Linked DNA regions of Mus musculus: regions 2 and 3 are each linked to region 1. A link is a loop called in an ENCODE intact Hi-C map of the cell type or tissue named here. Cell type or tissue: left cerebral cortex. All regions are shown on one strand. Links, peaks and the distances in the headings refer to the core of each region. The heading gives the core; the rest is flanking DNA. Region 1 holds the start of 5330413P13Rik (RIKEN cDNA 5330413P13 gene). Region 2 has its middle 15 kb from the start of Prn. Region 3 holds the start of Prn (prion protein readthrough transcript).

Region 1 (4,349 bases), core at 1,108-3,607:
GATTCGGGTATGAATTTAAAGATTGTTTGTTCTGAGTAGTATTGCCATTTCCACAATATTAATTATTCAACCCCATGAGCCCTGGTTGCAATGCTAAACATAGGTTCATATATTTCTTGGCTGTTTGACAAAACAGATTCGTCCAAAGCAATAATGGATGTGATTTATGAAAGATCTGTTGATATTATGGAAATCTGCACTCTGAAAGTGAGTCACCATTTCTGTTAGCATGTCAGGCCATTTCTGAGGTAACTTTTCTCTGCCAGAAATGCTAAAAGCACCACTTAGCTCCTTCTGAATACACTCTGGGCCGCTCAGCAGTAAACGCACTGTGTGAGCTTTAATGGGCCCCTGGTCAGCTTTGCAAATTTTGCTTGGTTAATTTTCACCAATTTTCTACTTCCTTTCAATATAGTTGGGTGTGTGTGTTTGTGTGTGTGTGTGTGTGTGTGTGTGTGTGTATGTGGACTTTGGTGTGGACAGGAGACTTAAGCTGAGCATTTTCCTCCATTGTTCTCCAGCTTATTTCTTGACGAAGGTCTGTAATATAAATTATATCCATAAATTGGCATGTGCCATCTGTGCGTGTTGAGAGCTGGCTCTGAGAACAAGCAGCTATGTTTATTTCACGTAGACTCCGGGACTCATTGTCCTGGGGCAGCCTGGCTCCTGCCTCTGTATCAGGGAGATAGGAGAATAGCAAGTGCCCTTGAAAACAGCCAGAAGGTAAACCATTTCTATAAAGGTTACTGTTTATCTCACAGTATAAAAAGGCACACGTCAGGGACTGGAGGCTTGAAACTCACCGGGGAGAGAGTCTGGGTCTGCTCAGGACTTCCCCGTCCCCGTCAGACCAGCATGGCTGTTTAGCAGAACTTCCCTAACCACTTCTACTACACATTCTAAACACAGTCGTTATAAACACCTGACGCGATGATGTTTTAAATCTGCCACTTGCTGCTCAGGCTTTGATTTTTGCTTACCTTTAATACACTCATTCTTTAATACTCAAAGTGCGGCTGCTGTAGATCATTCTCCGTCCCTCCCTGAACCTGAAGGTCATCGATTCTACTAAGTTGGCTGGCGAAAGAGGTCCAGAGAGCCTGCCTCCAACCCTGCCTTCTCACGACTGGGGTCATGGGCACCATTCCAGCATCAGTGTGAGATTGCGAGGGATGTGATCTCAGGTCCTCGCTCAGGCTTGCAGGACAGGGACTTACTGGGTAAGCCAGCTTCCAGCTTACACTGTGGTTGTCCAAGCTTACAGGGCACGTGCTTTCAAAAGGCTTCAGTGTGAGAGGGCTGAGTGACGCACGCTTGTCAAGATTCCTTTAACAACATTTTGCAACGCCCTCATGCCTCCTAGATCTTCAGGAAAATGAGTGTCATGGAAGCTAGCAGGAGAAGCTCCTGCCTCCTATAAGAAGTCCTTGCCCCTCTCACCCCTCCCCCACACCATCATCTCTCAGCTTACATGGTAGCTGTAAGAACCCAAGCAAACTTCCTTTCATCACTACTTGTTGGAAGCAACACGCCGTCCACAAGAATAAGCTGGGAGTCTTAACTCTGCTCTTGTAAATTCTGAAGAGGTTTTGTTGCTATCTTTTCATGGATCTACCACAATGATATGAAGGAATTTATCTCATATACCTTTCATGTGATGTCTTTGTTTCTGGAAGCACAAACCTGACTCTGGTCTTTATATGTGGCCTTATCTTCCCACATCCTTCCCTCAAGTACTCTGGGAAGAAAAAGAGAGATCCCTGCTAGACAGGAGAGGCTCTAAGTATTTTCAGAGCACAGTTCAAACACTAAGGCAAGTGCTACTGTTGACAGAGTTCCCCGGTTACTGGGAATCTTCCAGAAGCTGCTAAGTTTCTCCTCAATAGTCTAGCAGAGCACACACGTCCTGAATCAGCTGGCCAATGCAGAAAACAAGTCTTCATTCTATTGTTCTAGAGACTTTACAGTTTCAACACCACAAAGTTGAGCAAGCACTTATTAATTTGTATTCCATAAAGAATAGGGCATAGGCTTACAAGAAATATCTGCTTGTATACAACAAAAATATTCAGAATGGTTGTGTGTGGAGGTCACTTCCCAGAAATTCAGAAGGTATCTGAGACTATACATAAAAAGATCTGGGCAGCATAATCACACGTATACTGTCCCCCAGCCACAGACACCGACCACGGCAGGCTCTGGTCTCTGATAGACCTTTTTCAGTTACACGAAGATGACACCATTCTTGACAAACAGCGTTTTGTTGCTACAGAAGATCTGCCAGGATACCAGGCTGCTGTCTCATAGTGGATAATCACAGGGTGGGGGTGGGGGGTGGGGGTGGGTGGAGTGGCCCTGTAGGTCAAACGGGAAACAGCCTCCAAACCTACCTGGGGTCACTTCAATTGTTGTCTGCTGCCTGAAACAGGATGGGCTCCCTGTGAGCACAAGCCTGACAAAGCACACCATCACCAAGGCTACCTCCAGGTGGCCAGGGACCCTGCTGTGTACTGCCTTCTGACTGGCTGAGTCCTGCGTGGTTGCTTAGGAACTGTGTAGACTCCAGAGCACAGCTGTGCTGAAACAAAGCCGATTTCCCTTTTGAGGCTGTCACGAATTTCAGCTAGTAAAGGGAAGGATGTTGCTTTGAGCCAAACCTTGAGCAAATTAGATGGTTTGTGTGATCATAGATCCAAGCAGTTAGCTTTTTTAGTTTACACCTTGGAGGGGCATTAACAAACAGCACGAGACACACACACACACACACACACACACACACACATCAGTACGACATTGGTTTGTGTCGAGCATTGACACAGCTTGGATGATTTTACAGTTTTGACTGTTACTGAGCAGTGGTTTGAATGAGAATGGCCCCCATAGACTCATGTTTGAATGCTTGGCCCCCAGTTGGTGCAACTGTAGGAAGCATTAAGAAGTGTGGTGCCTTGTTGGAGGAGGTGTGGCCTTGCTGGAGGAGGTGTGGCCTTGCTGGAGGAGGTGTGGCACTGGCGGGTGAGCTTTGAGACTGTTCACATTCCCAGTGTGTGTTCTCCTTTGCGTTTGTGGAAGGAGGTGTGAGCTCCCAGCTGTTCCTGACACCGTGTCTCTGCTCCACCATCATGGACTCTAGCTCTCTGGAACTATGAACCCAATTAAGTACTTACTTCTCTAAGTGGCCTTAATTGTGGTAGTGTTTTAGTCACAGCAGTAGAAGAGTAACTGATACACTGACTGTGGAGACTTCTGCTCCCAAATCCTTTTGTTTTGAAGCTGTTGCCATTTGTATTTCTCAGGGGTTGGAGTGTTTGTTTGTTTCCATTAGCATTTATTAAAAAGGTAAAAGAAAAATCACTTGTTAATGTAATTCTTCACTGCAATCTGCAGGAAAAGAAAACCTTAAAATATGTATCTAGGAAAGAAACAATAAATAGGAACAAAAGCAAACTTAAAACACAAGCAATCTATGGTCCGTCATATCCCAAACAAGTGAGCATTCATTTACGCAAATGTTTGTAGCACTTTCGATTGTGATATTTCTTTTTTTTTCCATTTTTTATTAGGTATTTAGCTCATTTACATTTCCAATGCTATACCAAAAGTCCCCCATACCCACCCACCCCCACTCCCCTACCCGCCCACTCCCCTCGGTTGTGATATTTCAAAACTAAAAAAACGACACACAATGTTCTTCAAAGAGTAATGGTCATTGGGCTTAGTGACACCTGAAAGGCTGAAACAGGAAGACTTCAGATTTAAGGCCCACCTGGCCTCCAAAGTGGCACCAATCCTGCCCGACAATGAGGGTCTCATTTAGTGAGACCCCCTCAAAACTTAAATGAGGGCTCGGTAGACAGCTCGGTGGAAGAGCATTTGCCTAACCCGTGCAACGCCTTAGGTTTAATTGCCAATTCCACCACAAACCAAAACAACAGAGAAATAAAAATGGCAAGCACAGTTTGGTGCATTAGACAACAAGAAAAGCTAAACTAGGGATACCCATAACTACATCCTGTTCTCCAGCTTAGCTGAGTAAGTGTAGCTCTCACCCCTCACCAAAGAAACTTGGTTTTGTAGCAGATGCAGACCACACACACACCCCATACACACCAACCAACCAACCAACCAACCAACCAACCAACTACACACACACCCCATACATACCAACCAACCAACCAACCAACCAACCAACCACACACACACACATACACACATACACACACCCCTAATCAAAACCCAAGAGAACAACTGACCATGGGGTGTCCATTCCCCAGTTGATACATCTATAACACAACTCCTACACCCAAGGCTCAGAGAACATCTTAGAAGAGGAGACAGAAAGCTGA
Region 2 (4,349 bases), core at 948-3,447, 47 kb after region 1:
CCAAGCAAGGCCCATTGTTTTCTTGGAACCCAGAAAAGCAAGCACTCTCTGCGGAACACAGTCACAGATTAAAAACAAGGCTTTCTCCATAGATGGGAGCTAAGGATCTGCTAGGTCTCTCTTTGTACTCTCAAACCTTGCTGGACTGCCAAACATCTTACACTTTCCGGTGCAATTTAACAAAGGTTTGAAATACTAACATACAATATGGATAAATCTCAGAGACAAGGCTACAAGTCAAAAAGTGTTACAAACTGTACATATCATTTATTTTAAAGTCTGGAAAGAACAGTGACTGGCTGCTGACAGTGGTGGTTTCAGATTAGTATACAGTCAAGTATGCAAAGGGCGCTCTTAGGGTAAGGAAGGGTCTGGCCTCTGTGTTAAGTGAGGCCAAAGCTTATCATGCTGCACAAATGAATTGTTTACGTGTGGATTCTGTTGGTGAGTTTTAATTATATAATGCTGCAATTAAAAAAAAAGACTTCATTCTCAGAATGAATCAGAATCTCTAAGTGATTCTGGCTGTCCCAGACGTCACTGTGTAGACCAAGCTGACCTGCATCTCAGAGACTGTCCTGCCTCTGCCCCTCAAGTACTGGGATTAAAGGTTTGTGCCACCACACCCAGCTCAGCAATGAAAATTTAAAGGTTATATATTAAAGGTTATATACTAACACTTCTAGGTTTTTTTTTATTTGAAAATGTTTGAATATATGAATAACCAAATGATTTTTACCATATAAAACATGGTATTTTGAAGTCTGTTATGGGATGGTAGTGTCACTAAGTAACAAATACATTGCACTGCATAGTTCTCTCTCTCTCTCTCTCTCTCTCTCTCTCTTTCTCACTCTTGTAAAGCAAATAGCATCTTTTTTTTTTTTACATTTTTCAAGACTACTACATGGTATATCTAACTATGGTCACCCTGAGATATAGTCCAGCCCTTGAATTGTGATACCATTAACTATGGTCATCCTGCAGTCCATCCTTGATGTTTGTTCTGTTTGGTTACACACACACACACACACACACACACACACACACACACACACACACACACAGGACTGAGGTGCATATGTTACATATCAAAACATACCTGGCCTTCAGCTCCTCCCAGCATCTCTCAGTCCCTACCTGGCATACCCTGCCCCTCAACCCTAAACTTTCCAGCCCAGGGTCTGGGCTGCCCTCTCCCAAAGGTTCCTCCCTATATAATCCAGACATTTTGCCCTCTCCCTTCCTCTCTTCTATTTTCTCTGTGTGTGCCCTTTCTCTCTTTCTGTTCCCCCTGCCCTGCCCCCACCATGATGACTCCCCTAGACTCAATCCTTGGGGCCAGTGATCTCTCCCAATAAACCTGCCTTTAATATATTCTAATCTGGCTTGAATTGGCTCTTTTCACTGTCATGTTCCTCCTACCTATGTGTGTCTTCAGCCAACATCTCCTTCTTTACCTCCCACTCCCAATATCTCACCCTCTAGTAACCTTCATTTTCTGCTTTGCTCCCACAGTTTGAGTGTGCATTGTTTTTTATTTCTCTGTCTGGCTTATTTCAGTTAATATAGTATCTTCCGGGTTCTCCCTGGTGTCACAGCAAACAGCAGGGTTTCGTTCTCTGGCTGAGTTGTAGTCCATTATAGCTGCATACCACACTTGCTTTCTCCCCTGTTCATTGATAGACAAAAAAGTCTATCAGTGTGGCTTGGCCACTGTGAATGGTATTCCAGGAGAATTCAGGAACCTCTTGGACCAGCTGTTTTCAACTGCCGTAGGATATATACATTATATCAGGGTTGCTGATACAGTAAAAGTTAGTCTAACCTTTATCTTTTTGTGGAACCTTCACACTTTTCCACATGGCTATACTAATTTATTTTCTTAACATTTTCAAGTTTCTTTTTCTTGATATCCTCATCAATATTTCTCTCTGGGGATTTTAAAATAATACCCACTCTCTGTCAGTGTGGCTTTGATTTCCATTTCTGATGAGTAGTGATGGATAGCGATCTGTTTCATATGCCTGTTGGCCACTGTGTCTTCCTTTGGGAAATGTTGATTAGGTCTTGTAACTGGTATGTCTTTATTGCCAACTTGACTCCATTTTAAGTCACCTAGGAGATTGATGAGGTACACTCTAGGTGTGTTTCCAGGAGGGGTGGGAGAAGACAGTCTGTCACCATCCCATTGGCGCAGGGTGCAGGCAGAGTAAGAGAGGAAAAGGGAAGAGCTAACTGAGAACCAGCATCCCCTTGTTCTGATCCCTGGGCCAGCATGGAACCCACTGAGCTGCCTTGCTGTGCCTGAAAACCCAGATCTCACTAAAGTTTTCCGTCTTAAACTTGTCTGTATCAAAGATTTGGTCAGAGCTACAAGAAAAGCAACTGACAAGGTCCACTTTAAAAGCAGGTTGTCTGGGTTTGTTTTTTCCATTGAGTTGAATTCCTTAACTGTCCTAGGTATCAGCTCCTTGCTGGATGTTTATGATTTTGAATACTTCTTCCCATCTTGTTTCTCGCTTTCCACCCTGTTGATCGTTCTGTTGTGCCAGAGCTCTGCAGCATGGTGCAGGTCTGGACACTGTCAAAGGCTGGCTCTGTCTGCTGTAGGAGTGAACCACTCATTTTCTCATACTAATGAGTCTCTTGGCAAAAATCTCTCTCCTCAAACAGCTAACAGGGCAGAAGGACAAACATTTTGCCACTCAGCCATTCTTGAGAGTGTCAAAATGCATTTCTTTTTTTTTTTTTTTCATTGCATACACTAGCAAGATTTTATTGAAAGGACCCAGATGTAGCTGTCTCTTGTGAGACTATGCCGGGGCCTAGCAAACACAGAAGTGGATGCTCACAGTCAGCTAATGGATGGATCACAGGGCTCCCAATGGAGGAGCTAGAGAAAGTAGCCAAGGAGCTAAAGGGATCTGCAACCCTATAGGTGGAACAACATTATGAACTAACCAGTACCCCGGAGCTCTTGACTCTAGCTGCATATGTATCAAAAGATGGCCTAGTCGGCCATCACTGGAAAGAGAGGCCCATTGGACTTGCAAACTTTATATGCCCCAGTACAGGGGAACGCCAGGGCCAAAAAGGGGGAGTGGGTGGGTAGGGGAGTGGGGGTGGGTGGGTATGGGGGACTTTTGGTATAGCATTGGAAATGTAAATGAGCTAAATACCTAATAAAAACTTAGAATAGGCCTAACAGTCATTAAAAATCATCGCTAAGTGGTTCGATATTAGAAAATATATTGTAATTCATATGTACTGTAAGTCATGTGTTTGAAGGTATAGACAGGGAAGTGACATTTAACAAAGTCCATTCCTGGATTAACTTAATGTTTAGTATGATGGTAAACATAGATATTTCCTCACTATCACCCATGGTCCTGTGCTGAATGGTGCGGCCTTTACCGGAAGGACCAAGCAAGGGCAGCACTACTGCCCCTGGATCCACCACAGTTCTAAAAGCCTCCCCCAGTCCAAGCAAAGACAGAGAAATCATGGCAAATGCTACACAAAGGAGGCCCTGTTTGTCATCATAATTCATGGCTACTGTGAGCAAGTTCCTGGAATCGGAAGGGACAGCCTAGAAATGCCTTTGAGTGAATGTAAAGTCTCAAAAATGGTTTGAGACTTTAGCGAGTTGGCAGACTGTGAATTAGCATTAAAATGTTTTTCTCTAATCAAATGGAAAGTATACATACATACATATATATATCAAATATAATGAAAGAAAATATTCTATTCATAATAGCAATGAAAACCAACATAGCTAGAATAGAAATATTCTTGATACGAAGTGTACATGATCTGTTTAAAAGCCTGGAAGACAATGGCAAGGTCTCTGACAATAATGCAAAACAAACTGAAAGAGAACTATGAGAGATGCAAAGATCTGATTGGAGGCTAGAGAGACGGCTTGGTGGTTAACAGTAGATGCTGCTCTGGCAGAGGGAGGACCAGGTTCGAGTCCCCGCACCCACATGATACAGTCTTACTCCAAATGAAAGGGAGGGATAAGGCTATGGCTTAGTGGCACAGGTCTCACTCCACATGCATGAGGTCCTAGATTCAATCTCTAGTTCTGCTGAGGAAGGAGAACAAAACAAGAGACGAGAAAGTATGTCTGAGTTCTGCTGCAAACTCGATTTGCTCTCGGCAGTCATGGTCACACATGTTGTAAGCTCCTCCATTTTGCCTAAACAATGTCTGCTCTTCAAACTAAAGTAATTTGGCTCCCACAGATAAAGTAACTTGTGTTTCTAGAATCATCCCTCACAGTAATCAATGTTTATGAATACCTGACATTTTAAAATTGACTACTCATCTTACTTTCCTCACTG
Region 3 (4,349 bases), core at 834-3,333, 62 kb after region 1:
CTTTGAGCCACAAGTGTGATAACCTACTTTGAGGCAAGTCGCTACTTCCCTAAGACTCTACCCCAATAGGCCTGGGGTCTGGAATGTGTTTAACACAGATGCAGGCTTCTGCCTTAGTGCAGGCTTGAGTCCTCATGTCCCTCTCTCTTTAGCTTTCCGTCTCAAGGCGCCTCTCCTTGGCAGAAAAAATCAGAGGCATAAAGCATACATCAGGGGGAAGCCAGAGTTTTCAGAGGGAGTTTTGTGATGGCCTTTTCAGAGCATTCTTGTCAAGACTAGTTTGCCTCGTTCTCTTTATTAAATGAAAGAAAAATAATGCAGTGTTGCAAATTAGCTTTGGTGATGGCTCCAACCATTGTCAGGTTCACAGTCTCATTCCGCCATTCAAAACAACAAACCCACCACACTCTCTATGCAGTGCCGTAACTCAAAACAGCCACCAAACAGCAGAAAGAGGCTCCCCGACTCCTCTCAGCCTTGCCATAAACTCGCCGGCCACATGCTTATTTTAAATTATGTCGTTTCTCCCAACAATGACCTCCCAAGTGCTTGGTTGACAGGCTTATACCATTATGCCCAGGCTTGCATAGCAACAATAACCAGGTAGGCTATTATTATAACCAGGTAGCTGCCGAGCTTCTGGTTGGTCCTCTTTTGTCTCTAGAAACCTCTCAACCCCCACCCAAAAAAGCTTTCATTGCCACTTCCTAGTGGGTAGAGAGCAGTCAGCCAATAGATATTTGATTCTTTGAGGAAAAAGCTGAGTTTTGATGTCTTTTAATCAAGCCTTTCAGAGTCCCTCTGTGGGGGAGGCCAGGTGGAAGCGGGGTGGGAAGCTGGTCCCTTACCTAAGCTAATCTAGACACCCTCCCACTCCTCCCCTGCCCTCTTGACAGATGCAGTCATCCTGATCACAATGAGTATTCTCTGAGGCAGGAAGGCAAGGCTCTGGAAGATGGTCAATGCCTTCATTAAGAACCCAGAGTAAAGGTCAAGCAGACACCAGCACCGCTGAAATCTAATTTCACTGTAATTGAATCATCTCAGCCAAAGGCTGTATTTTCCAGCCCTCTCATGGCCTCTTCCCCAACAACTGTCAACAACTGTGTGAGCCTACCCATGTATGCGCGCGCTCACACACACACACACACACACACAGGGTGGGGGGACACAAGGATTACACAAGAGTACTTAATAAACAACTATAATTCTCCTGGCTCGGATAGTTCCTTACCACCCTCTCTCCCTGGATCCTAATACTGGATACAAATATTTAATCCAAACCCAATCTTGTGTCTGTTAATGATCTTCAGTGTCTCGCCCTCAGCAAGAGGACAGGATATTATGTTTTCCCTGTGATTTATGACCTCTTCTGTCTCAGTATTGGCAGCAATTTATTTACATGGCTTTGGAGTGTGTTACATGTGTAGTATGGACATGAGGGTGCATGTCAACCTATGTGTAGAGGCCAGAGGTCAATGTCATGTCTTCCCCAATCACTGCCCAGTGGTCCCTGGATTCCAAACTCAGGTCCTCACGCTTGGGAACTGAGCCAGTGCCCCAGCTCCTAACCCTCCCCTGTTTTAAAAAGGTCTCATTATGTTGCCCAGGTCAGCCTTGAACTTGAGAGTCTCCTGACTGCAGGCTTTCACCTGTCCAAGTCAGCAGGCATCTTGAACAAGAACATCATTTCCTTTAAGCTGTTTCAGGCTGTGTTTGGTGGGAGCTGTTAAATGCAGTGCATTTTTTCCTTTGGACACAATAAAAGAAAAAAGTGATTAAATGAGTTGGGTGTGGTGGTGCGAGTCTACAATCCTAGAACTCACGAGATTGAGGGAGAAGCATTGCTTTGAGTTTGAGGTCAGCTTAAATTACTTAGTAGGAACACCAGGCCAAATTGGGCTATGGGATTGTCTCCAAAGATAAAGAAAAAAGGGAAGGAGAGAAAAGAAAAAGAAAGGAAAGAAGGGGAAAAGAAGGAATCAGCAGAGAATAAATAAGTCAACATGCAATGGCCAATATACTTTCTAGGCCTCTAATTCTTTTATAGTTTGTGGGAAAATGTCGAAAATCTTCGTTACCAATTTCTTGTTACCAAAGTTCAACGATGGCTTCCTCGCTCCGTTAGGTAACCTTTCATTTTCTCAACTACCCATTATGTAACGGGAGCATTGGGTACTGGATCAGTCTTCCATTAAAGATGATTTTTATAGTTGCTGAGCGTCGTCAGGGAGTGCTGACACTGGGGGCGGTTTAAACAGATACAAGCATTTAAGCCAGTCCGGAGCGGTGACTCATTCCCCCACCCCCCACCCCCCCGCGAGAGACGCGGCGCGGCCATTGGTGAGCATCACGCCCCGCCCCTCGCCCAGCCTAGCTCCCGCCTGCCCCGCCCCTTTCCACTCCCGGCTCCCCCGCGTTGTCGGATCAGCAGACCGATTCTGGGCGCTGCGTCGCATCGGTGGCAGGTAAGCGGGCTGCTGAAGCCAGGCCTTGGCGAGCACTCAGCCTTCCGTCGTCAAGCTCGGCTCACTGCGCCTCTCGGGGCCTTGAGGCCACGGGGACTAGGACTGGGACTGGGACTGGGGCTGAGTCTGGCTGGGAGGTGACTGTACACCCCCTGCTGCGCGACTCCTGGAGGAACCGAATCCCAGGGCAGCCAGGCCGGGAGCCAGCCTTTCCTTCCCGAGCCAGATTCACAGCTCAGCATCGCTGGGGATGGGGGTGGCATCTTTTGACTGTCCTTGGCTGTTTTCTTCTCTCTTTGTAGTAGCTACAGCGAACATAATTTTACCTCGTTATTCCACCACAGTCATTACTCCCTTGCACAGTTTCATTCTCAACGTCGCCGTGCGCCTTCACTGCCCTGTCTAGGCGTTTTCATGATTGTCTATTTTCTTGTACTTTGAATACCGTGGTTTAATAGCAGTTGCGGGTGCGCAGAATTCTCCATTTCCTTAAGAGAAACTCCTGGGAGAATGGGACTAAAGACGTGCAAATTTAATTATATCGCAAACAGGAATCAAAATTTTGCATTAAAATGCCAAACATCTTGAAAAATTAACTATTCAATGAAGAAAAGGAACTACTTTACCTACACACACATCCGAGAGCTTCGAGGAGGCGAAGGAAATAGAAAGCTAAGGGATGATTTGGGTTGTATTTGAATCTGACACAAGCTTTCCATATTATTTATAGCAGGGACTAAACGATGAGTCATTTTCTGAATAAGATGCAAATTAAAGCAAGTTTGTTTGTTGTCTTTACATCTATTAAATAGACAGAGACAATGGCAACAGCAACCCTAACCTAGAGGTTGCCTGAAAGTGTCAGGTTTGGGAACAAGTGGCCCTGCTTAAGGGCTAGAAAGATTGCTTTACAACCAACAATCATGACTTGACATTGCCTGGGGTTCCTTTTGTCTATTCCTTTTTTAAAAGACTAGTGTTTATTTTATGTGCATGAGTGTTTTGCATCCACATTCGCCTGTATACACACCTGGTTCTGTGGAGGTCAGGAGAGGGTGCTGGATGCCCTGGCACTAGAGCCGTGAATGGTTATGTGAGCCCCTGCCACAGGGGAGCTCAGAACCAAATCCAGGTCCTCTGGAAGAGCAACCAGAGCTCTTAAAACTTCTAAGTATCCCTCCATCCCCTTTCCATCATATTTGGAAAGGAGAAAACTGCTACCCATGCCTGGCATTTATTTCAGAGATTAACTGTCTGTGTAAAACTTGACATTGAAAGTGCACTATTCTGTTTCCCATTCATACTTAGTTGAGACTACTGTAAGTCAGTTAGGGCTTTTTTTGTTTGGTTCCTTGGTTAGTTTGGAGTGTGTTTGTGAGCTCATTAACAGGCTTTCAGTATGTAGCTGAAATTTGCTGTGTAGACCAGACAGGCCTCAAATTTGTGGCAATCCTCCCTGCATCTTCCCAGAATGCCCTGGTACAGGCATAAACCACCGTGCCCAGCAGTAAAACAATCTGGTGAGGTATTATTAGTCGTGTGCTGTGACCCAGAAACCCCACTCCTGGCAATTTACTGGGAAGGAACAAACAAAGGGCTAGGGGAGCCATATGGCCTGCAGTTAGAGAAAATTAGATCCAACTGAAAAATCAACCTAAAGGTGTAAAAGCCAAGCAGTTAAGAAACTGACAGGCTCATGATGGAAGCCGAGGCCATCGTGAACACTCTTCATTTTAGGCCCCACGTATCACTGGGGACAACTGAGAGTCAAAGTACAGGTAAGGAGACCAAGGCTTTTCAGGACTCAGGCTGTCTCAGTGAAAAGCCCAGAAGAGCAGTAATTGAAAGAGCTCAGACGATGTGTCTGATCTCCTCTGTTTG

The links. Peaks named below come from ENCODE experiments on the same cell type or tissue, not always from the same donor. Only the 100,000 strongest peaks of a DNase experiment are listed, where the experiment ranks them.
Region 2: it touches region 1 in a loop (2.1-fold over the local background); 9 of 42 quality-filtered maps call a loop at or near these places.
Region 3: a loop joins it to region 1, with 3 times the contacts of the local background. A loop is called at or near these places in 9 of 42 quality-filtered maps.

Annotation. Positions count from the first base shown.
Region 1 is chr2:131,845,179-131,849,527 of GRCm38, forward strand. It overlaps 5330413P13Rik (RIKEN cDNA 5330413P13 gene), which reads right to left and starts at 2,478. Exons shown (of 3, transcript NR_029381.1): 1 at 2,394-2,478. It also overlaps the pseudogene Gm14281. In left cerebral cortex, for the core only: a CTCF peak has its summit at 2,482; DNase peaks (open chromatin) are centred at 2,544 and 2,984; H3K27ac peaks cover 1,475 bases.
Region 2 is chr2:131,892,734-131,897,082 of GRCm38, forward strand. No RefSeq gene overlaps it. Among named protein-coding and RNA genes, the nearest start is that of Prn, 15 kb to the right of the region's middle. In left cerebral cortex, for the core only: no CTCF peak of the experiment used is centred there; no DNase peak of the experiment used is centred there; H3K27ac peaks cover 351 bases.
Region 3 is chr2:131,907,536-131,911,884 of GRCm38, forward strand. It overlaps Prn (prion protein readthrough transcript), which reads left to right and starts at 2,393. Exons shown (of 5, transcript NM_001278259.1): 1 at 2,393-2,468. Prnp (prion protein) reads left to right here and starts at 2,393. Exons shown (of 3, transcript NM_011170.3): 1 at 2,393-2,468. In left cerebral cortex, for the core only: no CTCF peak of the experiment used is centred there; a DNase peak (open chromatin) is centred at 2,359; H3K4me3 peaks cover 1,510 bases; H3K27ac peaks cover 1,880 bases.